Linked DNA regions of Homo sapiens: regions 1, 2, 3, 5, 6 and 7 are each linked to region 4. Evidence: chromatin loops called from intact Hi-C (ENCODE). Cell type or tissue: endothelial cell of umbilical vein. All regions are shown on one strand.

Evidence for each region. Peaks named below come from ENCODE experiments on the same cell type or tissue, not always from the same donor. Only the 100,000 strongest peaks of a DNase experiment are listed, where the experiment ranks them.
Region 1: a loop joins it to region 4, with 8 times the contacts of the local background. A loop is called at or near these places in 61 of 110 quality-filtered maps.
Region 2: it touches region 4 in a loop (5-fold over the local background); 7 of 110 quality-filtered maps call a loop at or near these places.
Region 3: it touches region 4 in a loop (13-fold over the local background); 46 of 110 quality-filtered maps call a loop at or near these places.
Region 5: a loop joins it to region 4, with 15 times the contacts of the local background. A loop is called at or near these places in 28 of 110 quality-filtered maps.
Region 6: it touches region 4 in a loop (9-fold over the local background); 8 of 110 quality-filtered maps call a loop at or near these places.
Region 7: a loop joins it to region 4, with 19 times the contacts of the local background. A loop is called at or near these places in 108 of 110 quality-filtered maps.

Annotation. Positions count from the first base shown.
Region 1 is chr6:3,989,456-3,993,455 of GRCh38, forward strand. No RefSeq gene overlaps it. Among named protein-coding and RNA genes, the nearest start is that of PRP4K, 30 kb to the right of the region's middle. RefSeq lists an enhancer at 1,292-1,791. In endothelial cell of umbilical vein, a CTCF peak has its summit at 1,571 (motif pointing left); a DNase peak (open chromatin) is centred at 1,526.
Region 2 is chr6:3,931,418-3,935,417 of GRCh38, forward strand. No RefSeq gene overlaps it. Among named protein-coding and RNA genes, the nearest start is that of TGILR, 21 kb to the left of the region's middle. RefSeq lists enhancers at 1,195-1,695, 1,696-2,196. In endothelial cell of umbilical vein, a CTCF peak has its summit at 1,871 (motif pointing left); a DNase peak (open chromatin) is centred at 1,864.
Region 3 is chr6:4,006,379-4,010,378 of GRCh38, forward strand. It overlaps LOC124901245 (a long non-coding RNA gene), which reads right to left. Exons shown (of 2, transcript XR_007059415.1): 2 at 1-4,000. Among named protein-coding and RNA genes, the nearest start is that of PRP4K, 13 kb to the right of the region's middle. In endothelial cell of umbilical vein, a CTCF peak has its summit at 2,223 (motif pointing left); a DNase peak (open chromatin) is centred at 2,193.
Region 4 is chr6:3,277,787-3,281,786 of GRCh38, forward strand. All of the region lies in intron 9 of SLC22A23 (solute carrier family 22 member 23), which reads right to left. Among named protein-coding and RNA genes, the nearest start is that of PSMG4, 21 kb to the left of the region's middle. RefSeq lists an enhancer at 1,835-1,894. In endothelial cell of umbilical vein, a CTCF peak has its summit at 1,940 (motif pointing right); a DNase peak (open chromatin) is centred at 1,955; H3K27ac peaks cover 1,117 bases.
Region 5 is chr6:3,976,286-3,980,285 of GRCh38, forward strand. It overlaps the pseudogene GLRX3P2. Among named protein-coding and RNA genes, the nearest start is that of PRP4K, 43 kb to the right of the region's middle. RefSeq lists a silencer at 2,010-2,304. In endothelial cell of umbilical vein, a CTCF peak has its summit at 2,136 (motif pointing left); a DNase peak (open chromatin) is centred at 2,076.
Region 6 is chr6:3,885,274-3,889,273 of GRCh38, forward strand. No RefSeq gene overlaps it. Among named protein-coding and RNA genes, the nearest start is that of TGILR, 25 kb to the right of the region's middle. In endothelial cell of umbilical vein, CTCF peaks have their summits at 513 (motif pointing right) and 2,352 (motif pointing left); a DNase peak (open chromatin) is centred at 2,228; H3K27ac peaks cover 415 bases.
Region 7 is chr6:3,730,966-3,734,965 of GRCh38, forward strand. The region is part of intron 3 of PXDC1 (PX domain containing 1); the gene reads right to left. Among named protein-coding and RNA genes, the nearest start is that of PXDC1, 19 kb to the right of the region's middle. RefSeq lists a silencer at 1,390-1,684. In endothelial cell of umbilical vein, a CTCF peak has its summit at 1,762 (motif pointing left); a DNase peak (open chromatin) is centred at 1,606; H3K27ac peaks cover 363 bases.

The DNA.
Region 1 (4,000 bases), 710 kb after region 4:
TCCTCACACAAAACAGGGCCTAGTGGGGAAAATACAAGTTAAAGTCATACAAGTGTACTAAGTAAGATAAGAGAGATGTTCAGGGCGCTATACCAACATCTCATAGATAGCCTTATGGTAGTCCAGAAGCTTTCAAATGAATAATGAGGACTAAAGAGCCAACAAGGGACCTATGAATTAAGTACATCAAAAAATGGCAGTGGACATGAGCATGATAAACAAAAGCCAGTGAATGCTAAGCTTTGGAAGAATTATCTCAGGGAAGAGAAGACATAAATTATCAAAGTCTTACAAGTCTTTTGATGTGTAAGCCTTCTCTTGTGTTAAATCTGTAATTTCCCTTGGGGCATACAGGGATTTAACTCTAGCTACTGGTCTATATACAGTGGAAGTGGTTGGGGATGTATAGAGGAATATTTACTTGCTCTTACAATGTAACTTCCTCATATAAAAAAGTGTATTAGGGCCAGGCGCAGTGGCTCACTCCTGCAATCCCAGCACTTTGGGAGGCCAAGGAGGGCGAATCATAAGATCAGGAGTTCAAGACCAGCCTGGCCAACATGGTGAAACCCCATCTCTACTAAAAATACAAAAAATTAGCTGGCGGTAGTGGCAGGCGCCTGTAATCCCAGCTACTCGGGAGGCTGAGGCAGGAGAATTGCTTGAACCAGGGAGGCAGAGGTTGCAGTGAGACGAGATCGTGCCACTGCACTCCAGAGCCCGGCTGACAGAGTGAGACTCCATCTCAAAAAAAAAAAAAAAAAAAAAAAGTGTATCAATTTCTTATAGCTGCCGTAACCAAGTGGCTTAAACAACAGAAATGTATTGTTTCACAGTTCTGAAGGCTGGGAATCAAAGATCAAGGTGTTGGGGCAGGGTGGGCTCTTTCTGGGGGCTGTGAGGCAAGGATCCGTTTCAGGCCTCTGTCCTTGGCTTGTAGAAAGCCATTTTCTTCCTGTGTCCCTGTACATTTACGCATATCTCCATGTACAAGTTTCTCCTTTTTTTTTTTTTTTTTCAGACGGAGTCTCGCTCTGTCACCGGGCTGGAGTGCAGTGGCGCGATTTTGGCTCACTGCAAGCTCTGACTCCCTGGTTCAAGCGATTCTCCTGCCTCAGCATCCCGAGTAGCTGGGACTACAGGCACGCGCCACCACGCCCAGCTAATTTTTGTATTTTTAGTAGAGACAGGGTTTCACCATGTTGGCCAGGATGGTCTTATCTCCTGACCTCATGATCCGCCTGCCTGTGCCTCCCAAAGTGCTGGGATTGCAGACGTGAGCCACCGCGCCTGGACAGTTTCTCCTTTCTATAAGCACAGCAGTCATACCGGATTAGGGCGCCCATCCATAACCGTCACCAAACAGAGGGTTAGTTGCTTGCTGCCTGCGTAGTCCAATTAACAAGAGCGAGGTCTGGCATAAAGAAAGCGGTTTCTTCCGAAGCTAGCTTGGGGAAGAGTCGTGAACGTTAGTCCTGCCTTTACATGTGACGTTTTGCTCCCAGAGCAGAAAGTAGGCACTTATCCAAGGCCGGGGAAGGAGTGAGCAAGGGCGAGGGGTCCCCCTGCTGGCCCAGTGCCTTAACTACTGGGTAGCTGAGTTGGTGCCTTCCTGGGCAGAAGTTATAAAAGTGGCCAAGTGGGCGTGCTTTTGACATGCCCTCCTGGTGGGTGGGAGTTCCAAGGCAACCCCTCCTAGAGGGTGAAGGTTCTGAGGCAGGCATGCTTTGGGGGCATAAGCCGGGGGAAAGGGGAGAGGAGAAAATAATTAAAAAATAAACTGAAAAATGAGAGTACTCAGTTACATAATGAACTCATTTTAACTTGATTCCCTCTTTACAGACCTTATCCCTAAATAAGGCTATATTCTGTAAACCAAAAATAAAATCTTAAGATCCGTCAGCCATCTGAATGGACTCCTCCTCTCTGCCAGAGCATTCCAAAGTTAACCGGAAAAACTGGTTCAGGCCATGATGGAAATGGGGGGGTCAGACATGGCTCGTTATACCATCCCCACTTATGGAATTCAGAAAGAGCCAACCAGCATTTAACATCAACACAGAACTTATGTCTAATAAGAAACATTTAGTCTATTCTCTCTGAGGCATGCTATCTGGAGGCTTCATTTGCATAATTTAAAAGTTGGTCTCCACAACCCCTATCGAAACCCAGACATTCTATTGATAACTCTTTTAACCAATTGCCTATCAGAAAATTTTAAAATCTACCTATGACCTGGAACTGCCCCTCACCCTCCATCTTTGAGTTGTGACACCTTTCCAGACCAAATCAATGTATATCTTACATGTATTTGATTGATGTCTCATGTCTCCCTAAAATGTATAAAACTAGGCTATTCCCCAACCACCCTGGGCACATGTTCTCAGGATCTCGTGAGGGCTGTGTCATGGGCATTGGTCACTCATATTTGGCTCAGAATAAATCTCTTCAAATATTTTACAGAGTTTGACTCTTTTCATCAACAATTCTGAGGTGCTGGGGGTCAAGACTCCAACATATGAAATTCGTGAAGCAGGGGACACAATTCAACCCATAACAAGGAGTTACATGTTTTTAAAAGAGAGGTAAAGCACAAGAAAACATATTTGGTCTTTGTGCCAGTTCCAGGTACATGGCTTCTAAAACCCTTGGAATCTCCCGTGTGATAAGATTATCTTCTGTATGATAATGAGCTGACTGGTGCCTGGGGTTGCCTGGATGGCCTCAGGATGAGGGTGGATTGATAAAAGACCTAGGCATCTTTAGAGGCTGGAACTTCTAGCCCCACTCCCAATCTCTTGGGACGGAAAGTTGAGTTAATCACCAATGGCCAATAACTTAATCGATCCAAGTCCACACAACAAATCCTCCATAAAAACTCCTAAAGAACAGGGTTTGGAGAGCTTCCGGGTTGAAAACTTGGAGGTACTGAGGGCTGGTGCACCCACAGAGGGCGTAAAAGCTCTCTGCCCCTCTCCCTATATCTTCTCTTCTGCATTTTTTCCATTTGGCAGTTCCTCAGCAGTATCTTTTTTTTTTTTTTTTTTTTTTTTTTTTTGAGACAGGGTCCTACTCTGTTGCCCAGGCTGGAGTGCAGTGATAACATCATAGCTCACTGGAGACGCAAACTCCTGGGCTCAAGTAATCCTCCTGTTAGCAGTGGCAAATCCACGAGTCTGCAGCAACCTCAATTCTTGCCTCCTTAGGAGAAAGAATTCGTTCGACTGAAGGGCATAAGGCAGAGAGAGAGATGGAGGTAAGTTTTAGAGCAGGCGTGAAAGTTTATTAAAAAGTTTTAAAGCAGGAATCAAAGAATGTAAGGTACACTTGGAAGATAGCCAAGCAGGAGTCTTGAGGAGTTCAAGTGCCCAGTTTGACCTCTGACTTGGGGTTTCATATGCTGGTATTCTGCATGTGCGGTGGCCTGCCAGCACTTAGGAGGGGGCCAATGCACAGTGTGTTTACTGAAGTTGAACAAATGCACATTGAGGCGTTCTTTCCTACAAGTTGAATGTTCCTAGAGGAAGGTCATATACCCGTTAAACTCTGCCATTTTGCCTTTGAGTGCACATGCTTGAGCCCACTCACCCAACTCCTGAGATCATATTGGGAAGCTGCTAGTCACCAGTTTCAGGTGTTTTCTATCTGTTGGGAGACTGCCTTTCCCTAGCACTGGCTGCAACCAATTATTATTTTAAAGAGACAGTTAACAACCACCTGACCATCACCTGATGGTTGCCTAACATTCCTGGTGGTGGAAGGACCCTCTTCTGCCCTGCTCACGTCTAACTACCTGCTCTAATACTCCCACCTCAACCTCCCAAGTTACTGAGACTATAGGTGTGAGCCACCGTGCCAGGCCTGAGCTGTTATCTTTTATAATAAAATGAGAATAATCAGTGCTTCAGGGCTTTGCTGAGTTCTGTGAGGCATTCTAGCAAATTATAGAAACTGAGGGGAAGGGGCCATGGGAACCCCCAAATTTGTAGTCACCTGGGCA
Region 2 (4,000 bases), 650 kb after region 4:
AGTGACTTTTCTAAGATTATAGGAGTACACCATGATTAAATTTTTTTGTTTTTTGTTTTTTGTTTTGAGACGGAGTCTCGCTCTGTCACCAGGCTGGAGTGCAGGGGCGCGATCTCGGCTCGCTGCAACCTCTGCCTCCTGGGTTCAGGAGATTCTCATACCTCAACCTCCTGAGCAGCTGGGATTATAGGGACGCGCCACCACACCCAGCTAATTTTTGTATTTTTAGTAAAGACAGGGTTTCACTGTGTTGTCCAGGATGGTCTCGATCTCTTGACCTCGTGATCCGCCCGCCTCAGCCTCCCAAAGTGCTGGGATTACAGGCGTGAGCCACCATGCCCGGCCACCATGATTAAATTTAATAGGATTCCAAGATATAACCATAATTCAATCCACAGTTTTGATGAATGCCAAGTTTTGTCAATTGGCTTGTGTTACCCAATGTTCAAGTTAATTTAGAACCTATGTTGTAGAGGCACAGACGCCAGTTAGTGCCACCTTTTTGTTGTTATATAAAATAAATTGCAGCCTCCACCTCCCAAGTTCAAGCAATTTTCCTGCCTGAGTCCTCCGAGTAGCTGGGACTACAGGTGTGTGCCACCACGCCTGGCTAATTTTTGTATTTTTAGTAGAGATGGAGTTTTACCATGTTGGCCAGACTAGTCTTGAACTCCTGACCTCAAGTGATCCACCCTCCTTGGCCTCCCAAAGTGCTGGGATTACAGGCGTGAGCCATCACACCCGGCCTAGTTGTTTTATCTGTAGTATAAAGATTCCATGTGACAGGAAGAACACATTATTATTATTTGAGATGCAGTCTCGTTCTGTCACCCAGGCTGGAGTACAGTGGTGCCATCTCAGTGCACTGCAACCTCTGCCTCTCAGATTCAAGTGATTCTTGTGCCTCAGCCTCCTGAATAGCTGGGACCACAGGCATGCGCCATCACACCTGGCTAATTTTTTTATTTTTGGTAGAGACGGGGTTTCACCATGTTGCACAGGCTGGTCTAGAGCTCCTGAGCTCAAGTGATCCATCCGCCTTGGCCTCCCAAAGTGCTGGGATTACAGGCGTGAGCCACTGCACCGTGCAAAATTATTTTAACATATAAATTTTGGATTTTCCACATATATATACACACAAGCATGTGTACCTGTGCACACACACACATAGTAATTTATTAGGGCTTAGGAAGGGCAGGGATAAAGTGTTCTCTCTCTTTTTTTTTAGATGGGATCTCATGGTGTTGCCCAGGTTGGACTCCAACTCCTGGCCTCGAGCAATCCACCTGCCTCAGCCTGGGAGCTGAAGCTCCCTTTTAAAAATTAAACATTGTGCCACTGGTCTCCCAGAGTGTGATCTCTTGTACCCCCGGTTGAGGGGTGAATTGGTGCAGCATCAAGGCAAGCGACAATACAGGAGACTATGGCTAGAACAACATCTTTTGTGGGGTGCTATGGGCCAGGAGGTGGATGCCCCCACACTGTCTCCACGTGTGGCTCACTCGTGAGGAGCTCTGAAGCGCATCCTCCCTGAAGTCCACAGAGCGGGAGGGAAGGTCCAGGAAAAGAGCTGCTCGGTGTCCCCACCTCTTGTCAGTGCTGCCTGGTTGCCTGGTCAGTCCTGTCCCAGGCACTCGGAGGGAAGTCACACCTCACTCCCTTCAGAGGCGCCTTTCGTGAACTCAGCCAGTCAGTGCCAAAAAGGGGTGCCCCCGGGGTCACTGTCCTGAAACTTAGGCAAGTCACTCAGCTCAGGCCAGAACTCAGGGAGGACTCAAGTTTTGAGCTCTGAATTGGGGGTACAAGGAACAGCAGGAAGCACATGCGGCAGGTGGTTGCACCTTCCCAGGCCGTCGCTGCCCTCTGGTGGCCCCAGTGGACAGGTCCGGAGCCGTCTAGTGGCATATCATTCCAGTTCAAGCCCACATAGCCCATTCACTCTGTACATTGTTTTATTTCTTTCCCGTTTTTTTTTTTTTTTTTTTTTTTTGAGACAGAGTCTTGCTCCGTTGCCCAGGCTGAAGTGCAATGGCTCAATCTCAGCTCACTGAGGCCTCCGCCTCCTGGGTTCCAGCGATTCTCCTGCCTCAGCCTCCGGGGCAGCTGGGATTACAGGCTCCTGCCACCACACCCAGCTAATGTTTGTGTTTTTAGTAGAGACGGGGTTTCGCCATGTTGGCCAGGCTGGCCTCGAACTCCTGACCTCAGGTGATCCACTGGCCTCAGCCTCCCAAAGCATTACAGGCATGAGCCATCGCGCCTGGCCTAAATGTATAAATTTTTTTAATAAATTCATGTTTTTATAAATTTACATTTATAAATCCTTTTTCTTCAAAAATAAACCTTAGCTCACTGTAACTTTTTTTTATAAACTTTTTTATGTTTTTTAACTTTTGACTGTTAAAACACAAACACATCGTACAGCTATACAAAAAAAAAATTCTTTTTTGAGACAGGTTGTCACTCTGTTACTCAGGCTGTAGTGCAGTGGTGCAGTCTCGGTTCACTGCAGCCTTGACCTTCCAGGCTCAAGCAATCCTCCTGCCTCAGCCTCCCAAGGAGCTGGGACACAGATGCATACCATCACATTGGGCTAATTTTATTTTTTCTAGAGACGAGGTCTCACTATGTTGCCCAGGCTGGTCTCAAATTCCGGGCCTCAAGTGATCCTCCAGCCTCAGCCTCTCAAAGCATTGGAATTACAGGTGTGAGCCACCATGCCTGGCCTCCTATGTTATCTTTTAGAGTTTGATAGTTTTATATTTTACATTTAGGTCTGTGATCCATCTTGAGTTAATTTTTAGAAAGGGTGTAAGGTCTGTGTCTAAGGTCTTTTTTGTATGTGGATGTCCAGTTGATCCAGTATCATTAGTTGAAAAGACCATCTTTGCTCCATTGAATTGTCTTTGTCCTTTGTCAAAGACAAGTTGACTCTATTTATGTGGATCTATTTCTGAGATCTCACTTGTATGTCATAGATCTATTTCACTAATCTTTCATCAATATTACACTGTCTTGATTATTGTAACTTTATAGTAAATCTTGAAGTTGTATAGCATTATTTCTCTGACTTTATTATTCTCCTTCAATATTTTTGTTGACTATTCTGGGTCTTTTGCCTTTCCATATAAACCCTAGAATCAGTTTGTTGATATCTACAATATAACTTGCTGGGATTTGATTGGGATTGTGTTGAATCTGTAGATCAGGTCTGGAAAAACTGAAATCTTGCCAATGTTGAGTTTTTCTAGTCACAAACATGGATTATTTCTCAATTTATTTAGATCTTTTTTGATGTCTTTCAACAGAGTTTTGTAGTTTTCTTCATATAGATCTCGTACTTGGTTTGTTAGATTTGAACCTAAATCTTTCTTTCTTTTTGGTGCTAAATAATTTAAATGACAATTTGTTTTAAATTTCAAATTCCAATTGTTCATTATTGGTATGCAGGAAGGCAATGGATATTTTTATATTAATCTTGTATCCTGCAGGCTTACTATAATTGTTCAGCAGTTTTAGGACTTCCGTTGATCCTTTGGGATTTTCTACATAGACAGTCATGTAATGTACAAAAAAAAAAGATGGTTTTGTTTCTTCCTTTCCAATCTATTTACAATCAGCTCTTCATATATGTGGGTTCTGCATCCACGAATTCAACCAACCATGGATCAAACTATTTGGGAAAAGACAATTTTAAAAATACCACTTAAAAAACAATACAGCATAACAACTATTTTTCATAGCATTTTTAGGTAGTATAATCTAGAGGTAATTTAAAGTTTGTGGGAGGGTGTATGTAGGTTACATGCGAATACGACACCATTTTATATAAGGAACTTAAGGATCCATGGATTTGGGTATGAAAGACAGGTTCCTGGAATCAATTTTCCATAGACACCCAGGGACTGTGTTGTCTCTTTCCTTTTCTTGTTTTATTGTGTAAGCTAGGACATCGCAACAATGTTGAGTCTAAATGGTGTAAGAGGGGATGTCCTTGCCT
Region 3 (4,000 bases), 730 kb after region 4:
AATAAACTGAATTCAAAATGATGCAGAAGAATAAACAAATCTAACTTTATTTTTAGATATGATCATTTTTGTAGAAAACCAAAAAAAGTACAATTTATTAGAAATAAGAGAATTTAAGGTGAATATAAGATTATTGTCAAATACATTTCTTTATACCAATGACAAATACCTGAAAATGTAATTAAAAAGAAGACAGCATTTTCAATAATCTTAGAGAATACCAAGTACCTAGGAGTAAATATAATAACAAATATGTAAGATCTCTAAGTAAAAACTACAAAAAGACATTAGGAGACATTAAATAAAGACCTGAATAAATGGAGAAATATACCATGTTTGTGCATAAGAAGATTCAATATTGTAATTAGTTGACCTATAGATTTAACAAAATTACAATCAAAATTCCAACAGATCTTTTTCTTGCATCATGTAAAGCTAATTCTTTAAAAAAGCATGAACAATAAGGATTTTTTTTAAAGTCAGGAAATTTCTGAAGACACTAGAGGAAGCTGCCCTATCAGACATAAAGACTTACTGTGAAGCTGTGGTAATTAAGGCATAATAAAACAAATTGGACAAATTAACTGAATTAAATAGGAAACTACAACAGACCCACACATTTATGGGACTTTGGCTATGCCAGAAGAAACACATGATATTGATGGGAAAATTAGGAACTATTCAATAAGTGGAGGTGGAAAAAATGATTATGCATGTAGTTAAAGGCGAAAATTAGAGTTCTGTATCATACAAGATATAAGATCCAAATCCAAATGTATTAAAAACTATAATGTCAAAAACAAAACTTAAATTCTCTTAGTAGAAAGCACACATGAAAATATTTTAGATTAATGGAAGAATTTTAAAAATTTAAACAATACAAAAAAAGCACTAACTATAAAATACAAATGATATACATTGACTTTTAAAATTAAAAAATTTTTGGCTGGGAGTGGTGGCTCACGCCCGCAATCTCAGCACTTTGGGAGGCCACGGGGGCGGATCACAAGGTCAGGAGTTTGAGACCAGCCTGGCAAACATGGTGAAATCCCGTCTCTACTAAAAATACAAAAAATTAGCCGGGCATGGTGGCCCATGCCTGTAATCCTAGCTACTCGGGAGGCTGAGGCAGGAGAATTGCTTGAACCCAGGAGGCATAGGTTGCAGTGAGGCAAGATCACGCCATTGCACTCCAGCCTGGGTGACAGAGCAAAGCTCTGTCTCAGGAAAAAAAAAAAAAAAAAAATTAAAAATTTTTTGTTCATCAAAATGTATTTTCAGGCCAGGCGTGCTGGCTCATGCTTGTAATCCCAACACTCTGGGAGGCCGAGGCGGCTGGATCACCTGAGGTCAGGAGTTTGAGACCACCCTGGCCAACATGGTGAAATCCCATCTCTACTAAAAATACAAAAATTAGCCAGGCATGGTGGCAGGCCTCTGTAATCCCAGCTACTCAGGAGGCTGAGGCAGGAGAATTGCCTGAACCTGGGAGGCAGAGGTTGCAGTGAGCCAAAATCGCGCCACTGCACTCCAGCCTGGGCAACGTAGCCAGGATCTGTCTCGGGGGACAGGGAAATAAATTTAACAGTGTATATTTAATTGGTTTGATAAATTGTACGAGCAAATAATTGGTCAGTACATAGATATATATGTTAGTTAACTAAAAATACTAAGTAGTTACAGAAAGTAATGACCTATATTTTCCTTTATGAGACTCTTTTTAATAAGAGTTTAACTTAAATAAATACAATACACCTAAGGCTAGTATAGGGTGGTTTTTCTAGCTCCACCTTTTAACTGTTCTTAGCCTCTTCAGGACACAAATTTTATTTTGTTTATTAAAACCATGTGAAGTGGCATTGTTACTATCCCTTGCCCTCCTTTTTATAAAAAATTGAGGAAGAAACTGAGGCTCAGAAAGACTGAGTAGTCTTTCTAGACCACGAAGCTAGTTAAGTTATGGTTCCAGGATTTAAAGCCTGACAACTGACCCCAGGATCAACATTTAATCACTAGGCTATCACTGTGATGTGAGATAATCTATGTACTAAAAAGCCATATCAGACCATATAAAAGACAGGCTAGACAGTAAGTAAACTTGTAACCATGCCCTCTGTTTGCCCTTACTCTGAGAAGATTTCTATTAAGTTTGCAATATGAGGCAATCTCTGCTATGACTTCATGATAAGGAAAAAATCATGCTGGTCCTTTGCTGCCCTCTTATGGAAGATGTACATAGATATACAAAAAATTCCCAGCCAATAACTGCAGTCTAACTTTGCCACCATAACTAAACTATTTCAGGTGTACCTAGCTTTACATGATAGATAAGATTCTAGAACAATGCAACTGGTACATAAAAGGTACTCAGTGAACGTGCAGAACTGCAATGAAAACTTTCTGTCTCTTTGATATGCACTAAGCGCTTGATCTTATAAAAATCCTATGATAAATTATTTAAATGGCAAATCGCCCTCCAATTTAATTGTTGTGGTATACAGATTTATATATATCATATTTATTTAACATTATAAAATGTTATCATGTGGCCAATTTATTCACAATAAAGGTATGAATAAAATAATAATCTAAAAATGTCAGTTTAATCACTTGTTTCAAGCAACTTTGTCTCTTTTTAAGGCCAAAATCTAACAAATAATCTAAGTGAATGGTTTGAGTTTCTTCTAATTTCTTGCTCTTTATTTAATCTCTGTTTGTTGTGACCATGATTTCTCTTAGAAGAGACTAAGTGTCTTGAACTCTGAGATGGGCCTAAACAATTCAAAACAAAATCTATGAAGAGCATTGCTCGAAGTTTTAATGTAGGGAAATAGTTCTCTCCCTAGCCATTTTGGTTTTGACAAGGCTGTGAACGATTAAACACTAAAACCGATAATCTTATGGAGGCAAAACAGTGAGTGATTTTTGCAACTAAACAGCAATGAAAATTATTTCACTAAGTTATGGATGGTCTTACATGGATGAGCTTATGCAAGAGCACTTCTCCAGGCTCTCTACTAGAATGGAGTGTTTAGATCCTTAGAGTTAGACTTCACCTGGCTCTCTTCACCAGTACAAAAGGCTACATACCTCACTGAGATGTGTGATGTGTATCATTCCTAAATATTGGGTAGCTATTACAGTTTTTTTTTTAAAAGTATCAAAAAATATTGCCTAGATGTAGCTTTATCACAGAACATGCTAATTTTTCAAAGGCTTTCCTAATTCATGTCTTCCTCCCTATTTTCGATATTACACTAGTTCAGGCTCTTACAATTTTACGTTCATCCATCAAACACTGTATTTCTTGAGCACCTACTATTATGTGTAAGCACTGTGTTAGCAGGTAGGCCAGAGTGATAAACAAAAGAGACATGGTCTGATCTCATATAGTTTATAGTCTAATAAGAAAACAAACAAACAGGCCGGGTGCGGTGGTTCACGCCTGTAATCTCAGCACCTTGGGAGGCCAAGACAGGCGGATCACCTGAGGTCGGGAGTTTGCGACCAGCCTGACCAACATGGAAAAACCCTGTCTCTACTAAAAATACAAAATTAGCCAGGATGGTGGCACATGCCTGTAATCCCAGCTACTCGGGAGGCTGAGGCAGAAGAATTGCTTGAACCTGGGAGGTGGAGGTTGTGGTGAGCCGAGATTGCACCATTGCACTCCAGCCTGGTGACAGAGTGAAACTGCGTCTCAAAAAAACAAACAAACAAAACACACAGGAAAAAAAGAGAAACTGACACCAAACAAACAGGCAAATAAATATACTGACAAACAGTCCAACAAGGTTTTATCAGGGAAAATAATAGGATACTTTAAGAAAGTTATAGAAAAAAACAGGTCCTAATTTATCTAGGAACCAGAGGGAAAGCTGTTATTTAGATAAGGGCTATCTGTGAGACGGACATTTAAGCCAACACTTGAAAAATAAGTCATGGTGATCAAGAGGAAGAGTGAGAACAGAGAAATCCAGGCAGTAGAAATATCAAAAAC
Region 4 (4,000 bases):
TGCGCTGGCCCTCAAGGTACAAGGTACAAATAACGTACTTTTTAGCAATCAAATTTACGGCCAGGATAGTGAGATGTTCCTTCCACAACAAGGTTCCAAAAGGCAGATTCTAGCAGACTCTTGCTAGCTTTGACGAAGCGAGCTGCCTTGTGACTGTGGTCCCTATGGCCAACGGCCAGCAAGGAGCTGAGGCTGCCAGCCCCACAGCCCGTGAGGAAACAGCCTACCAGTGCCTGACTTGGTTTAGTGGTGGGCCCTACCCACTGATGGTAGCCTCTGAGAGACCTGGAGCAGAGGACCCAGCCAGGCCGTGCCCAGACTCTGGAGCCATGGAAACCATAAGATAGTAGATGCATGCTACTTCAGGCCCCTGTTTTGGAGCGATTGGTTATGCAGCAATAGAAAACCAAGATACTCGGTGAGTGACAGATTCCCCTGCCTTAGCCACGGAGGGAGACTGACAGCCACCTCTCATGCAGGCTGTGACAGGCATCAGCACTTCATATTAGAAAGCCCTTCCCAGGGAGAGGCTGAAAGAGTTGCAGGAATAGCCACACCACTGTGCTTCTGGGCCTGAAGACGATATGGATGAGGAAGAGCAAGAATTTGGGGGATGTCTCCCAGATACTCAAACTCCTCCCAGGCTGAGGGTCCCAGACCACCGTTCAAAGACACTCTGCATCTTTCTGTCACTATTTGTTCATGTGCCTGTCACCTTACTAGTCTCTGAGCCCTTCAAGGGCAAGAATTATTTTCTAGGACATCAACAGGCACGTGCTGTTTGTGCTTAATAAATACCGGATGCTTGCGGATCACACGGGCTTCCTGGATAGGAAGGTCAGCTCACCCAGGTGAATGGGACAGGTTAAATAGAGACAACCACGGAAATGAGCAATAAGACCAAATCCTTCTGTAAGATGAAGACTGAACACCTAAAATAGCCAATTAAGTCTTTCTGGTAGACCTGGCTCTTTCAGGAAGCCACAGGGCATATCAGATGCTAGGGATAATGGACATGATTTTAATGGGGACAGCATTTTCTCGGAAACCTCCCAGGTTTCTGCCTGACCTTCCCGGCACTAAATGTGGACGGCACTGACAAGCAGTGAGAGGACTCCCCTTACTCACACGGGAGTCACATACAGGAGGGCAGAGTACAGACCCCCAGGAGGGGTGGGCAGAGGGCCACTGTTAAAGGGCAAACTGCATGGAACAAAAGCCTTGCATTGTGCCTGGTGAACCACATCATACTGATCTATCTTGTTAACTGTGCCAAATAAAATGAAATATATTTAATTTGCAGATCATTAGAAAAATGTCTATGTATATGTATATACATAATATGCAACAAATGTACACATGCATATATAATATGGAATATATCTTTTTATTTTTTTCTGTGGGAGCAATTCTCTGGTTTTCTATCAAAGATTCCTTGATATGGCCGGGCATGGTGGCTCATGTGCCTGTAATCCCAGCAATTTGGGAGGCCGAGATGGGCAGATCACGAGGTCAGGAGATCGAGACCACTGTGGCCAACATGGTGAAACCCCGTCTCTACTAAAAATACAAAAATTAGTTGGGTGTGGTGGCGCGTGCACGTAATCCCAGCTGCTTGGGAGGCTGAGGCAGGAGAATCACTTGAACCAGGGAGTTGGAGGTTGCAGTGAGCCGAGATCACGCGACTGCACTCCAGCCTGGCAACAGAGCAAGGCTCCGTCTCAAAAAAAAAAAAAAAAAAAAAAAAAAATCCTTGACATCATTCAGTACGATTAGGAAAAATTTTGGCAGAAGTTGGTATGCCATTTTTGGCTTTGTTTTTTTTTCTCTCTTGAAATCTCAGAGAAAGAGATTGTTACATCCTTGGTTTTAAGGTGTTGGGTTCCTTTCCTGCCCCTGAAATGTGGGCTCTGCCAGTGCCTTTTCTGCTTTTCTCTGGGTTGTCACTAGAGGGCAGCATACGCCCGTGTTTAGAAGTCAGAGCTGCTTGATTTACGGACAGAGAACCGAGGGCGCACACTGCCTCCTTGGGCTTTAGGAGCACAAAATTGTAATACCCACGGGATATCTTTATTTTACTAGCAATAGGATCTCAATAAGGTAGGAAAACTGATATGCAGGCCGACTTCTTACTAGAAATGGCAAACTTCATTGAATTAAGGATTCCAGAATCAAATTGCTGTTAGCCATGTGAACGTTACCATCTCACATTGAAACACCCGAGGCGAGGCTCCTGTTCTAGCTCCTCTTTTATATTACTTAATGTGACTTGACTAAATTTCTGTGAAGTTGAGGATAAGCAAATATTTGTACCATTTTTTATAGAAATAAATACAACTGCTGAAGATGCCCAGCGAAGAAGAAGAATATGAACTGTCCTGTGCTGAGCCCAGGCCCTTTGCACATGGCCTCCATTCTCCACCCCCGCCTAACAAGGTGCCTGTAGTCAGTTTTGTTTTAAGACAAGGACACTAAAGCCGGCCGAGGGACCCACCCAAGGCCACACAGGGAGGCGGCCTCAGGATCATGGGCAGCTCCGTCTGGTTCCTTCCCAGGCTCCGGGCCATATCATCAGCACCCTCCCCTCATCCTGCCCCGCTGCTCATCGCTCGCACGCCACAGGCGCTGCCGGCATGGGACGCATGCTGGCTTCCTGTCTGCTACTCAGTACTTGTTTTCAGATGTGACATTTTTAAGACACAACTTTTTTTTTTTTTTTTTTTTTTTGAGATGGAGTCTCGCTCTGTCGCCCAGGCTGGAGTGCAGTGGCGCGATCTCGGCTCACTGTAAGCTCCGCCTCCTGGGTTCACGCCATTCTCCTGCCTCAGCCTCCTGAGTAGCTGGGACTACAGGCGCCCGCCACCACGCCCGGCTAATTTTTTTTGTATTTTTAGTAGAGACGGGGTTTCATCGTGTTAGCCAGATCCTCTCGATCTCCTGACCTCGTGATCTGCCCGCCTCAGCCTCCCAAAGTGCTGGGATTACAGGCGTGAGCCACCGTGCCCGGCCTTTAAGATACAACTTTTTAAAGAAGTTGAACAGACTCTGATACTCCCTTAACCCCAGGTCATCCTGGCCCTCGGTGCCTATTCTTGAGGCAGCATTAGAGCGGAAGACAGATGTCAGGGAGTCGTCAGTCAGGGAGTGTCTCAGGGAGGCCTGTCCGACTTATGATCTAGAAAGGGCCAGGGCTGCCGGAGTGGGCAGGGCAGGAGAAAACAGGCGGGTGTCATGATCACCAGCGCCTGCCTCCTCTCTCACCTGGACCCCTCCGTGAGGGCAAAGGAAGCCTCGGAGCCCACCTGGAGCATCCAGATGGACAGTGGATAGAAAAGATCCGCCCCAGCACAGCCAGCAGCTGCTTCCAGATCCGCCCAGGACCCCAGGCCACTTCTGCCCATGTCAAGCTGGGAGATGGGCACAGTCAGATAGACTTGCAAAGTCACCCAACTCCCAATGTCTTACAGATGAATCAGAGCTGTGCACTGGCTGATGAGAACCACCACCTGGCCTGGGCCTGAGCGGGTAGCTGGTTCTGTCAACGCGAGGTCTGAACAGAATCTCATGAAACAATATTTAGTTAACTTGGCCTCTATCATCCTTGGGGCAATAGATTTCTGCAGGCCTTTGTTGCTTTTTGTGGTGGAACAAGTATGAAAAGTATAAAAGCATTTTTTGAACTTTTTGCAGAAAATTTCATATCCTAATATTTGCTTCCAGGCAGTCCATCCTGGCCCCTTACCCTTTGCTGCCAGAAGGCTTGTCTGTAATAGTGTCACAGGGAAAGGCTAGTTCTGTGCTAAGAAAGATGGAGCTCACGGGCCCCAGGCTGCCCATCGTGGCTTATCTTGGAATTTTCTCTGTGAAGTGGGGGGATGGTAGGGGAGTCTACTTCCATCCTAGGGCCTCCGTGGGAATTGTTCCTCAGTCATTTGCAAGAAAGAGCTGTGGCCTCCCGATGGCACGGGTGAAAAGGGCTCCCAGCGAGAAGAGGGATTTG
Region 5 (4,000 bases), 700 kb after region 4:
TGTATTTTTAGTAGAGACGGGGTTTCATCATGTTGGCCAGGCTGGTTTGGAACCCCTGATCTCAAGTGATCCGCCCACCTTGGCCTCCCAAAGTGCTAGGATTACAGGTGTGAGCCACAGTGCCCAGCCCAGTCAGTTTTTTAATTTGTTTTTTGGTCTAGTATGATGACCTAAATCTTTATTCTTGAAGTTTCTGTGCGACATTGTTCTGCTTGTTCTGGTTGCTATAGTTTTCTCTAACTTTTACTACAGAGCATGGGAGTGCCAGATTACCAGGAGGATCTCCTGGAGCCCAGGTACTCCTTGCCTCCATTGTGCAGTAGCCAACCAATTTACCCTTGATAATCAAGATCAGTTGTCCCATCTAGCAAAGAAAACATTTGTCTGACAAAGTGACCAGATGAGAGTCTCAGATTCCTGTTAAATGGACTCACTGTTGTGTTCCCTGGTGGAAGTATTCCTGCCCTGGAAACCCAGACCTCTAAACTAGCAGAGTTTAATGTTGTGGGGATAAAAAAGCCAAAACTTTGGTAGATCATTAGATGTACAGTAAAAGACACTACTCCCATTTGCATTCCTTGATTTTTAAAACTTCGTATCTTTGCTGTGGGGGAAACTACATCATAAATGAGTCACTGATTCGGAGTATGTTCTGCATCTCATCGGGTACTAAATCAGCTCCACAAAGTTATTTTATCAACTGGCACCATAACTGAATCTTCAAAAGCCCATTCTGCCACTCTATCAAGCCAAGCTTCAGGATGATGGCAAACATGGTAAGACCAGTGAATTCCAAATAAAGGCATTCACAACATCATGCTTTCGTGAGCACATTGCTGCACTTCATTTGCTGTGAAATCAGTTCCTTGTCAGAAGCAAAGCTAGGAAGAGTGCCACTATCATACATTAGGTATTCTGTAAGTAAGTCCAGAGATGACCATTTTGGAGGAACCACTGTGGACAGGGAGGGCAATCCATCCATCTCCAGTGAGAACAAAGCAGTGCTTCTGGCAAGATGGAAATGGTCCACGTTACTTAAACTGTTGATTCCCCCAAATAACAGTGCCACATCATGGGCTCAATGTTTGTCTCTGCTGTTGGCAGGCTGGGCACCCTGCAGGAGCCATTTGCAAATCAGACTTTCACCGAGCCTAAGCTCAGCTCCATCCCTGCCACCTTGGGAACAGAATTCTGGGAAGTATAGTTCCCAACCTCAGAAGAACGGTGGTGTCATCAGGTTGACAAGAGGCAATCCAGCACAGATGTTCTCCTTGCCTCTCAGTGTTCTGAAAGGTCATTCCGATGTGCTGGGCCTTTCTGCATCACTGCAATGGGCACTCAGGAAGCCCTTTCTGTACAAAAGCACATGTTCTCAAGTTCGTGTAGATTTTTATTATTTTAGTTTCTTCTCCTTTGTTTACTCTGTTCTCTCTGGAATTCCTAATATCATGCACCTCTGAGTTGATTCTCTAATTTTCTTATCTTTTCCCTTCCCTTCTCTCCTTCTGTCCTCCACACTGCCTTTTTTGTTCTTTCTGGGATATGTTATTGACTTTATCTTCCAAAGTATCTGCTTATTTATTTGAAGATTTTTAAAGCTTTTTATTTTTAAATAATTATAGATTCACAGGAAATATTATTTCAAAATTCAAAAAAAGGTACTGGGATGTCTCATGCACCGCCCCCCCAGACTCCCTCACTGTTAACATCCTGAACGACTATAGCATAATATCGAAAATGAAAAATTGAAATTGGTGGTGGCGGCAGCACGGTGGCAGGGGCAGCAAGGCGGCTGCAGCAGCTGTAGAAGAGGTCAGCTCAGCCGGCCAGTTTGAGGAGCTGCTGCGCCTCAAAGCCAAGTCCCTCCTTGTGGTCCACAATGTGCACAGATGAACGAAGTTATGGCAGAGTTAGCTAAAGAACACCCTCAAGTTTCATTTGTGAAGTTGGAAGCTGAAGGTGTTCCTGAAGTATCTGAAAAATATGAAATTGGCTCTGTTCCCACTTTTCTGTTTTTCAATAATTCTCAGAAAATTGACCGATTAGATGGTGCACACATCCCAGAGTTGACCAAAAAAGCTCAGCGACATCTAGTGGCTCCTTCCCACCCAGCACTGATGAACATCTTAAAGACCAAAAAAGCTCAGCGACATGCATCTAGTGGCTCCTTCCCACCCAGCACTGACGAACATCTTAAAGAAGATCTCAACCTTCGCTTACAGAAACTGACTCATGCTGCCCCCTGCATGCTGTTTATGAAAGGAACTCCTCAAGAACCACTCTGTGGTTTCAGCAAGCAGATGGTGGAAATTGTTCACAAACATAATATTTAGTTTAGCAGTTTTGATGTCTTTAGATCAAGAGGTTCGACAGGGGCTCAAAGCCTATTCCAATTGGCCTACCTATCCTCAGCTCTACGTTTCTGGAGAGCTCATAGGAGGACTTGATATAATTAAGGAGATACACGCATCTGAAGAACTAGATATAATTTGTCCCAAAGCTCCCAAATTAGAGGAAAGGCTCAAAGTGCTGACAAATGAAGCTTCTATGATGCTCTTTATGAAAGGAAACAAACAGGAAGCAAAATGTGGATTCAGCAAACAAATTCTGGAAATACTAAATAGTACTGGTGGTGAATATGAAACATTCGATATATTGGAGGATGAAGGAGATCGGCAAGGATTAAAAGCTTACTCAAATTGGCCAACATACCCTCAGCTGTATGTGAAAGGGGAGCTGGTGGGAGGATTGGATATTGTGAAAGAGCTGAAAGAAAATGGTGAATTGCTGCCTATACTGAGAGGAGAAAATTAATAAATCTTAAACTTGGTGCCCAACTATTGCAAGAAATACTTAATTACATTGGGAGCAGTTCATGATTTAGTCCTCAGAAATGGGCTAGGAATAGAAAAATCCTGCTTACTCAGTTACATGTTTTTTGTATTTCACAATGTCGTGCTAAATAAAAGTATGTTACATGTTTTCCCACTAAAAATAGAATGCAATAAACATCTTCAAATTATTAACAATAACTGTATAAAAAAGTGTATCTTTACAGCAATATTAAACATACAGCTACTAGAAAAAAACTGAAATTGGTACAATCTACAGAGCTCATTCAGATTTCACAAGTTACACATGCCCGTGTGTGTTTGGCATAACTTTTTGCAATTTTATCACTTGTGTTGTCTTGGATAGCCACCATCACAATCAAGATACACAACAGTACCATAGCCGTAAGAGTCCCGCATGTTACCACTTTATGAACATACCTATTCCCTCTTCCCCCATTCCTAATCCCTCACAACCAGTAATCTGTTCTCCATTTCAAAAATGATGTTTCATCAATGTTGCATAGATGAAATCACGCAACATGCTTAAGATTGGCTTTTTTTCACTCAGCATAATTTCTTCTAAGCTATGTGTGTGTTGTTTTTCTGTTTTTACTGTTAGTAGTATTTCCACAGTATAAATGTACTACAATTTGTTTAATCATTCACTCATTACAGAACATTTGGGTTGTTTCCAGTTTGGAACTATTATAAATAAAACTGCTATGAACATTTGCATATCTATTTATTTATCTTAGTCTCTACTCTATTATTTATTTCTAAAAGTTCTTTCTTGTTCTCTCATTGTTTCTTTTCTATAGCACCTTCTTCTTGTTTTATAGGTTTAATATCTTTCCTTATCTTTGCAGATTTTAATTTTAAAACAAATGTTTTCTTTTTTTTTTTTTTTTTTGGAGACAGGATCTCGCTCTGCTGCCTAGGCTGGAGTGCAGTGGCTTGATTGCGGCTCACTGCAACTCCGCCTCCTGGGTTCAAGTGATCCTCCTACCTCAGCCTCCCTATCAGCTGGGACTACAGATGCATGCCACCACACCTAGCTAATTTTTGTATTTTTTAGTAGAGATGGGGTTTCACCAGGTTGGCCAGGCTGGTCTTGAACTCCTGACCTCAGGTGATCACCCATCTTGGCCTCCCAAAGTGCTGGGATT
Region 6 (4,000 bases), 610 kb after region 4:
CTTATTATGAGAGTATTTCTTTCAAGGCACTTTACCAAATATCACATTTTCTTTCATTGAAAGGATCGTTTCAGCCTTGACTGATGTGCACGTGCTCACAACAGAGGCGAAGGGCCGTAGAGTGAAGGCCCAAGGCTGCCACTGGTTAGCCTGTGGACTCGAGTCTCAGTTTTCTCATCTGTAAAATGGCATAATAATAAATACATCATGCAGCCAACGGCAAGGACGGGATGAAATGTTGTGGGTAAAGAAAGCCCCCTGCCAACTACCTGGCCCATGGCAGGCACCCCACAGACAGTGCTTGTGATTGTCACCTCACTGTGAGACCTACAGTAATAGTCATGTAATACTCTTTTCCTCTGGGCCATTGTTTTCTTGGATTATATTGACAACTTATATTGTAAGGAAATCTCCCAGAGTGACCCTGTTAAGATGTCAGAAATATCATAGCACATGTCAGCTTGAAGCCCTTTGATGGCTTCGTCTTGGTCAGAAGAAGAGCCGAGGTCAGACTGTGGCCTCCAGGTCCCCCAGCAGGTGGCTCAGTGCTTTCCTGGGATACACTAGGCCCTTCCATGGCAGGTCTTTGTGACAGCTGTTCCCTCTGCCTGGAAGCTCTTCCTTAAGAATTCTGTGTGACTCACCTCTTCCACTTTCAGGCCTCTGTTTGAATGTCACCTGAGCCCCCTGTTTAAAACTGCACCCCACCCAACAGGCCAATCCCAGGAATAAGTGCATCCTTTGTGTCAAAAGGGGTGGTCTGAAAGCTTAAGAAATGGTAAAAGGATTCTCCTCATGGCTTATACTTTGTTGCTAGGCTGCAACTTTTTTTTCTTTTGAGACAGAGTTTTGCTCTTGTTGCCCAGGCTGGAGTGCCATGGCACGATCTGGGCTCACTGCAACCTCCGCCTCCCAGGTTCAAGAGATTCTCCTGCCTCAGCCTCCCGAGTAGCTGGGATTATAGGCACACGCCACCACGCCCAGCTAATTTTTGTATTTTTAGTAGCAACGGAGTTTCACGATCCTGGCCAGCCACCGCGCCTGGCCTGCAATTTGTTTTTAAGTCCTCTTATGAAGTTCAGAGACCAACGATCCTTCTCTTGTAAATTGACAGTTGTTTGCTGCTGTGTTCCTAATATCTAAAACAGCGCCTGGCACCCAGAAACAACCAAGGATTTGAAGGAAAGAGTGGGCCAAGACTCAGGCAACGTAGGTTTTTATCCCAATTCTGAGACATGCCTGCTTTGTGACTTTGTAGAAATCATGACCTTCTTGAGTCTTCATTTCCTTCTCTCCAAAACGGACCTAACAATCTGTCTCCTGGTGTCTTGAAGGGGCTGCAGGCAGGATAGAGATGTAAGTGCACATGTATTATAAGGCCCTGCAGAAACAGGACGGATTATTGTCATTAGCTGGTGACATTTGCAAGGACTGCCTACATGCATACTGTTTTAAATGCTTTTGAATTGGGAATTGTCTCCCCTGTGGCCTTTGTATGAAACGAGATTCTACATCAAGTGTGACAAACATCTCCAGCACCACTGAGTGTTCGGCCCTGTGGCACGACATGAGGAAGGGGGAAGGATGGCCCATTGCAAATTTTCTCAAGACTGGTGAAAATTGGGGTCAACTGGAATATTCTGGAGATCTATCAATGAGGCCAGATTAGCATCATTGGAATTTGCCTCATCCTATAAATTCCTGGGCAGCATCCTCTTGGAAGGATTGTATTGAAGGAAAGAGACTTGATAAAGTACATTACTTCTGATAATACAACAATCCCATGAGTAAGCGCACTCCTTGCGTCCAAAAGGTGGTGAAAAGACTTCCACAGGATTCTCCTCATGGTTTATACTGGGTACCTCAGTCTGCAATTTTTTTTTTTTAACTCCTCTCATGAAGTTCAGAGACCAAGGATCTTTCTCCTGCAGATTGACACTGTTAATCACAAACAAGCCCAGGGTTGTGTTCAGAGACAAAGTCAGTGTGACCGGTGACTGTTACAGCAATACAAAATAATGGCAGCAGTCCCACTAGCCGAGGCCAGCATCGAATAGGGCAAGTTACTCAAACACGTCACCCTAGCGACCACTCCAAACACCTGTGCTTAAACTAACTTAGGGAGCCCGGTTTTGCAGGATGTGCAACCACGTTGTGCCCCCTAGGGCTCACCAGACTTTAGTACCTAATGCAGCTACCCTCACCGTGGCCCAGGTTCCCAGGGAAATAAAACATGTAAGTTGCCAATACAGGAAACAGAAGTCATCCTCATTGCTCTGCAGGGATTTAAAAATTACAAACTTTTCATTAGCAGGAGCTAAGAACAAGAGATGAGTGCCATCTTGTGGAGAGACCCACAGACACGCATGGAGTTGTACCCCAAGTTCTCTCCCAGTGCAAGCATTCCCCAAACTCACCCCCTCTTAACCATCTCCTGAGTCAAATGCACTTGAGCACATAGTGCACAGTGCTCTTTCAACTTTTTCAAAATAGCAACAGTTTAACAGCTAATAACCTTAAGCTCCCTCACAGCAGCCTGAGGCCTACCGGAAGCTCTCTAAGGACGCTGCACCATGTTGTCCTCCCATCACCGGGCAGCCCATCTCCTCAGTTTGTTGGCCTCCCAGTTGGTAGAAGAGAGAGGGTAATGGTCCTTTTGCTCATGCAGCCTCTCCCCCTACTTCAATGCTCACCATTTGGTTTCATGAGAGAAACCTTCATTACATATTACACATCACATAGGTGCTGGGGATACCAAAATAACAATGACAGGCTGGCAAGGGGTCGGGTAAACAGACATGTAAGTGACAAGCGCTGTGATTGTGCAGAGCAACAGGGCAGAGAGCTGAAGAAGGAGGGAGAGAAGTCCTGGGGCTCTGTCTACAGAGCAGCCATCACTGAGGGTGCGCCACTGCCCCCCGTGTTCCCTGGGGCCCCAGCAGACTCCTTTGAGTGCTAGTTGGAGCAGGAGCTGTGGCCACGTTGACCAAGACCGTCCTCGAGAGGAACCTCTGCCCTCCTTGGCGAGGCTGGTCTGGGTGTGGACACTGCTTTTCCTCTTAGTTCTTCTGAGGCAAGGTTTTCCAGTAGAAATGTTTACTAGGTGACTAAAGGAAAAAACAAAAGCAAACAATGAAATACAGGGGCATATAAAGGCTAGCCTGCAAACAAAGGTGCCACACCCCAACATGACAGACACTAAACTCCAGCACAGGCCAGCCTGACGAGGGTGGCTTCTTAGTATGTGAATCTCTTTGCCATCTTCACCTCATACCTGTGTCCAGGGGCACGAGGCCAAGCTGCAGACAAGCCCAGTGAAGGCAGACTGGGCTTACGAGACTCATGGCCTACTGAGACCTGCAGTACATTCCAGAAGCTGCTTCCTAAATTCTGCTCTCGGGCGGGCTCGTGGCATCCACACCCCGGTTTCCACTGCAGTCTGCCCATCCTGGCCCTGAAAGTGGAAGGTCTTCCAGTTGTTGTTGGCTTTGTTGTCATTGTTTTTAAGGTCAATGGACATTTGAGTTGCGTCTGAATTTGGCAAAGATTTATTTTGGTTATGCTGGTATGAAATCTGTTTTCTAATTTATTGTATTTCTCAATCTCATCTCAAGGGGAGATATTGTGAAATATATATTTGTTCTTCATCCCGTTTCCTGGCATACAGCTCCTAAAATCCTGGGAATCTCCAAGTGTCTTTTTATAATTGACTTTTATGATGTCTTTTCATATGCTAATGATTGACTGATGGCTGGGCTCCCTAGACTGTTTAAGGAAAGTCTGTTCTCCAGAAAGACCAAGGCAGGATTAGAGGTTCAGGACTTCCAGCTCCAACCCTCAATGTCCAAGGAGTGGAGGGAGCTGGGGGTTAAGTTGATTACCAATGGCCAGTGGTTTTGTCAATCATGCCTACATAATGACGTGTCCATAAAAGGCCCAAAAGAACAGAATCTGGAGAGCTTCCAGGTAGGTGATCAGGTGGAGGTTTCCGGAGGGTAGC
Region 7 (4,000 bases), 450 kb after region 4:
AAAGGTATCCATTCCAAAGGCCATTGTGCAGACTAACTTGAGATGATGTATGTAAAGAATCTAGCAAATACTGAGGGCTCAATAAAGAGTCCTGAGTGATCTATCATGATCATTCAGTGCCCTTTTATTAATTGCCTAACTGGGCTACCCCTATTTAGTAAAAATAAGGTTGACATTATACAGAAGCCAGATTAATGAAAAACAGTGTTCTATTTCCAGGCCCCCTAAACCTAAATAATCAGATTTTGTGGCTGAAATTGATGAGTCCAAACAGCCGTATCAAGGCTGAGGTCCGCATTTCCTCACAGCTATTATGATCATTGTTAGTAATGTCCTCAGATCTGTTATGATGTAAATAAAAAAGAACGGAAGAAAATGCTGTCATTCAAGAAAAATTATAGCATCTGAGCCTCTCTTCAAACATACAGTGTGAATGTCTTAGAAGTCAGCTTAGTATCTATAGCAAGAATCTTTGACCAATGTAGCCATTTTAATCACATACATGACTGATTCCATGAAATAGTTGACTTTCAAGCTATTTTTTTACACTCATATTTTTCCAAATGAAAGCAGCCCTGCTCTTCCATGGAAACTGACATTGGCACAATTCTGTTAACTAAATGAAAGACCTCCTTCACTTGAATTTCAACAGTCTTTCCACCAACGTTCCTCTTTTCCGTGGGGGCCCCAATCCAGGATCTCTTGCTGCAATGAGTTGCTCTGTCTTGGTCTTCTGCGACCTCTGACAGTTCCTCCATCGTTCCTTGTCCCTCATGACCGTAGCACTCTTAGAGAGGACTGAGCTATTTTAGCAAATGTCCCTCGATTTGGGTTTGTTGGCAGTTTCAGAGTGATTCGATTGAGGTGATGCATTTTTGGCAGGAACCCTACACAGTGACGCTGCATGAGACCTGGAGTGGCATATGGGGGTGGGGCTGAGGCTGACAGGTCCTGCTGCTGCTGAGGCTGCTGTGGAGTGCCTGGTGAGGAGGCTTCTGCCAGCTGTTTCCACAGCGAAGTTACCACCTTTCCCTTTGTAGTTAATTGAAGGAGGATGCCTTGCAGCTATGCAAATCCTGTTTCTCCTCAGTTTCACTCACAAATCTTTGCATCTATCAATCAATGGATCTTTTTTGCAACAATTACCAATGTGTCTGTTTGCCTGATGGCAATTTTTCTGTTTTTTAGATGCAGCTATGTTTTCATAGCCCCACAAACGTCACAACCCCTCACTTCAATAACTCTATTCCTTTTCTCAGCAGACACGCGGTCTCAGCCGTGAAAGCATTCATACTCTAGCCTTCCTCCCTTTCACCTCCTCTCTCCCACTGTATTTCCCATGTACTCCAGCAACGGAACAAAACCCAAAGCAGTGCCCTTGTATTAACTGGCTAGCTGGGCTACCCCTACATAGTGAAACTAAGGTTGAGATTGGCCAGAAGCCAGATTAATGAAAAATAAAATTGTGATTCATTTCCAGGCCTCTTAAACCTGAATGGTCAGATTTTGTGGCTGAGATTGATGAGTCCAAGTTGCCAGATCGAAGCTGAGGTTTGCATTTCCTTTTACATTGCACAGCTGCAGCCATGAGGCAGAACGCTCTAAATTCTTGCTTTCTTACATTTGATAAGCATTGGGACAAAGAATGATTAAGGCTGTACTGGTTGGAAGCACTGCCAAGGGATGCAGTCCATCCTGACTGTCCTCACCGTGGCCCCAGGATGTGGAAACAGTCGCCGCGCCTGCTAGCGCCGGGCGCCATCTAGTGGAGCTCCTGACAACTAAACGATCCTAGAAAAGCCAAGGTACTCAGCACCTGCAGGTCCCCATCCCCAGCCTACATCATGAGAGCAGAGACAGTCAGTGCCTGTTCCCCATGGCACCACCTCCCTACACGTATGTCAGTGGCATAAGAAATGGAGGAGGAGGGTGGATGTGGGCTCTCGGCCGGGAATGAATGGAATTAACCAGGACAGCAGTGGACAGGCAGGTTTGCACGAAGGACCCTGCAGGGCCACAGTCCATGCAACGGCTGGCCAGTCCCCTGCAGGAGGCTGAGGCTCTGGAGTGGAGGTGACAACATCAAAAGGCTAGCGTGGGCTAGGCTCTGAATGCCCAGAATGACCAAGAACTTGGGCTTGATGGTGAGAGTGAGCTTTTAAGACAGTTAATAAGCCTCAGAGGTCAGAGCTTTGGGATGACTGGCTCAGTCCTCGGGTTCATATCCTGGAGAAAGGGGGACGCATGAGAGAAAGCCGTGTGGACAGTCTCAGGTGATGCCAGGACTCTCTGGACCCCGCGCCTCAGCCTGGGGAGCCACAGATCCAGAAACATGCCAAATATGGGACCAAGACTGAGAACATGGTGTGCCTATGTGTGAGCCATTTTCTCAAAGGGATGTTGGGGCTATTTATTGTCAATAGTAATTTCATTAAAAAACACTCCTGAAGGGAGGTATCTGCCATGGTGTGCGTGGGTGTACCGCCTCGCCACCGGCAGGCACAACTGCTCTAGATTAAGAAGCTCCCTTAGACACAGTGAGGGGCGAGCTAGACCGGGAACAGAGATCGGAAGGTCTGGGGGGTTCAGAGAAAGAAAACCAGACTCGGTGACCGGCAGAGAAGAGGAAGAGGAGGAAACACTCAGAGCACTTGAGACCCTCGGCTCTGCAAGGCTGCAAGAGGCCATACCGCCTGCCGCCTCCTGCAGCAACACCTCCGGGCCCCCAGACTTTGCACTGAGACTGTTAGCCACTGGCTGGTGCAGACTCCATGGTTACGCAGCCCCAGATGTTAGAACGTGTTCTGTGCTGAGCCAAAGTCGCCCACAGTTACTTCTACCCACAGGCCTAGTGCCAGCCCCCACCTGACCCCTTCCCATGGCAGCCCGCCAACATCTGAAGGTGGCATCCCCTTCCTCCTAGCTGCTCTTCCACATTTCCTCCCATTCTTCTGACCCCTGCCCACCAGACACTCTTCTCTGGATGTAATAATTCATCTTGCTGCATCCCGGGGACAGTCTTGACTTGCATAAGGAGGCCAGGACCCCTGCCTTCCTAGACCTGGACACTGCACCCCCATCACACACGGAAGGCCACAGACAGCCGTGGCTGAAACCTGTCCTCAGCCCTTGCAAAAAGGCAAAGAAAACATACTTTCAATGGCAACATGAGACTCTACGTTTCTCCCTGTTAAATTTCGTCTCACTATGCTCGCCCCTTAGGGTCCACGTGGGCCATGTGTTCATACACATCGCTGATAGAGACGGGAGGCCAGGGCAGGCTGAAGCATGTGCCGGGCACTGTGCCTCAGGAGCTTCTCCATCAGAGGTGGCTCCAGGCCTCTAATCTATCCCTCTCACTCGGGGGCCAGCACCTCCCATAAGGCAAGGCACTAAGAGGACTCTGCTGCTCCTTGATCTCTGGGTTGCCCAAACAGAGCAAAACAAACCAAAACAGAGACACTGGTGCTAGGACTCTCCCCACTCAGACTAAAGAACCAGGCTTCCCCATGCTCTGCACTACAAAATGCAAAACCCAGAGCAATAGACAATTAGGACTCCAGAGCCCTCTGTGAGCCCTCTGAGATGAGGATCCATAGACACCCAGCCAGGAAAAAGGACCCAGTCATCCTCACTCTCCCATAAAGGTTCTGGAGACCCAGTGCCAGCTAAAAAGGGGCTCCTGTACTCACTGCTCTTGTCTAAAGGCACATAGGAAGGTATCTTAGGGAGATATCAAAAGCAGCATACCACCCAAAGTGATCTACAAATTCATCGCAATCCCCATCAAAATACAAATGACATTCTTCACAGGAATAGAAAAAAAAATCAATCCTAGGCCGGGCGCAGTGGCTAATACCTATAATCCCAGCACTTTGGGAGGCTAAGGCAGATGGATTGCTTGAGCTCAGGAGTTTCAGACCAGCTTGGGAAACATGGCAAAACCTCATCTCTACAAAAAATACAAAAACTAGCCTGGCATGATGGGATACGCCTGTAG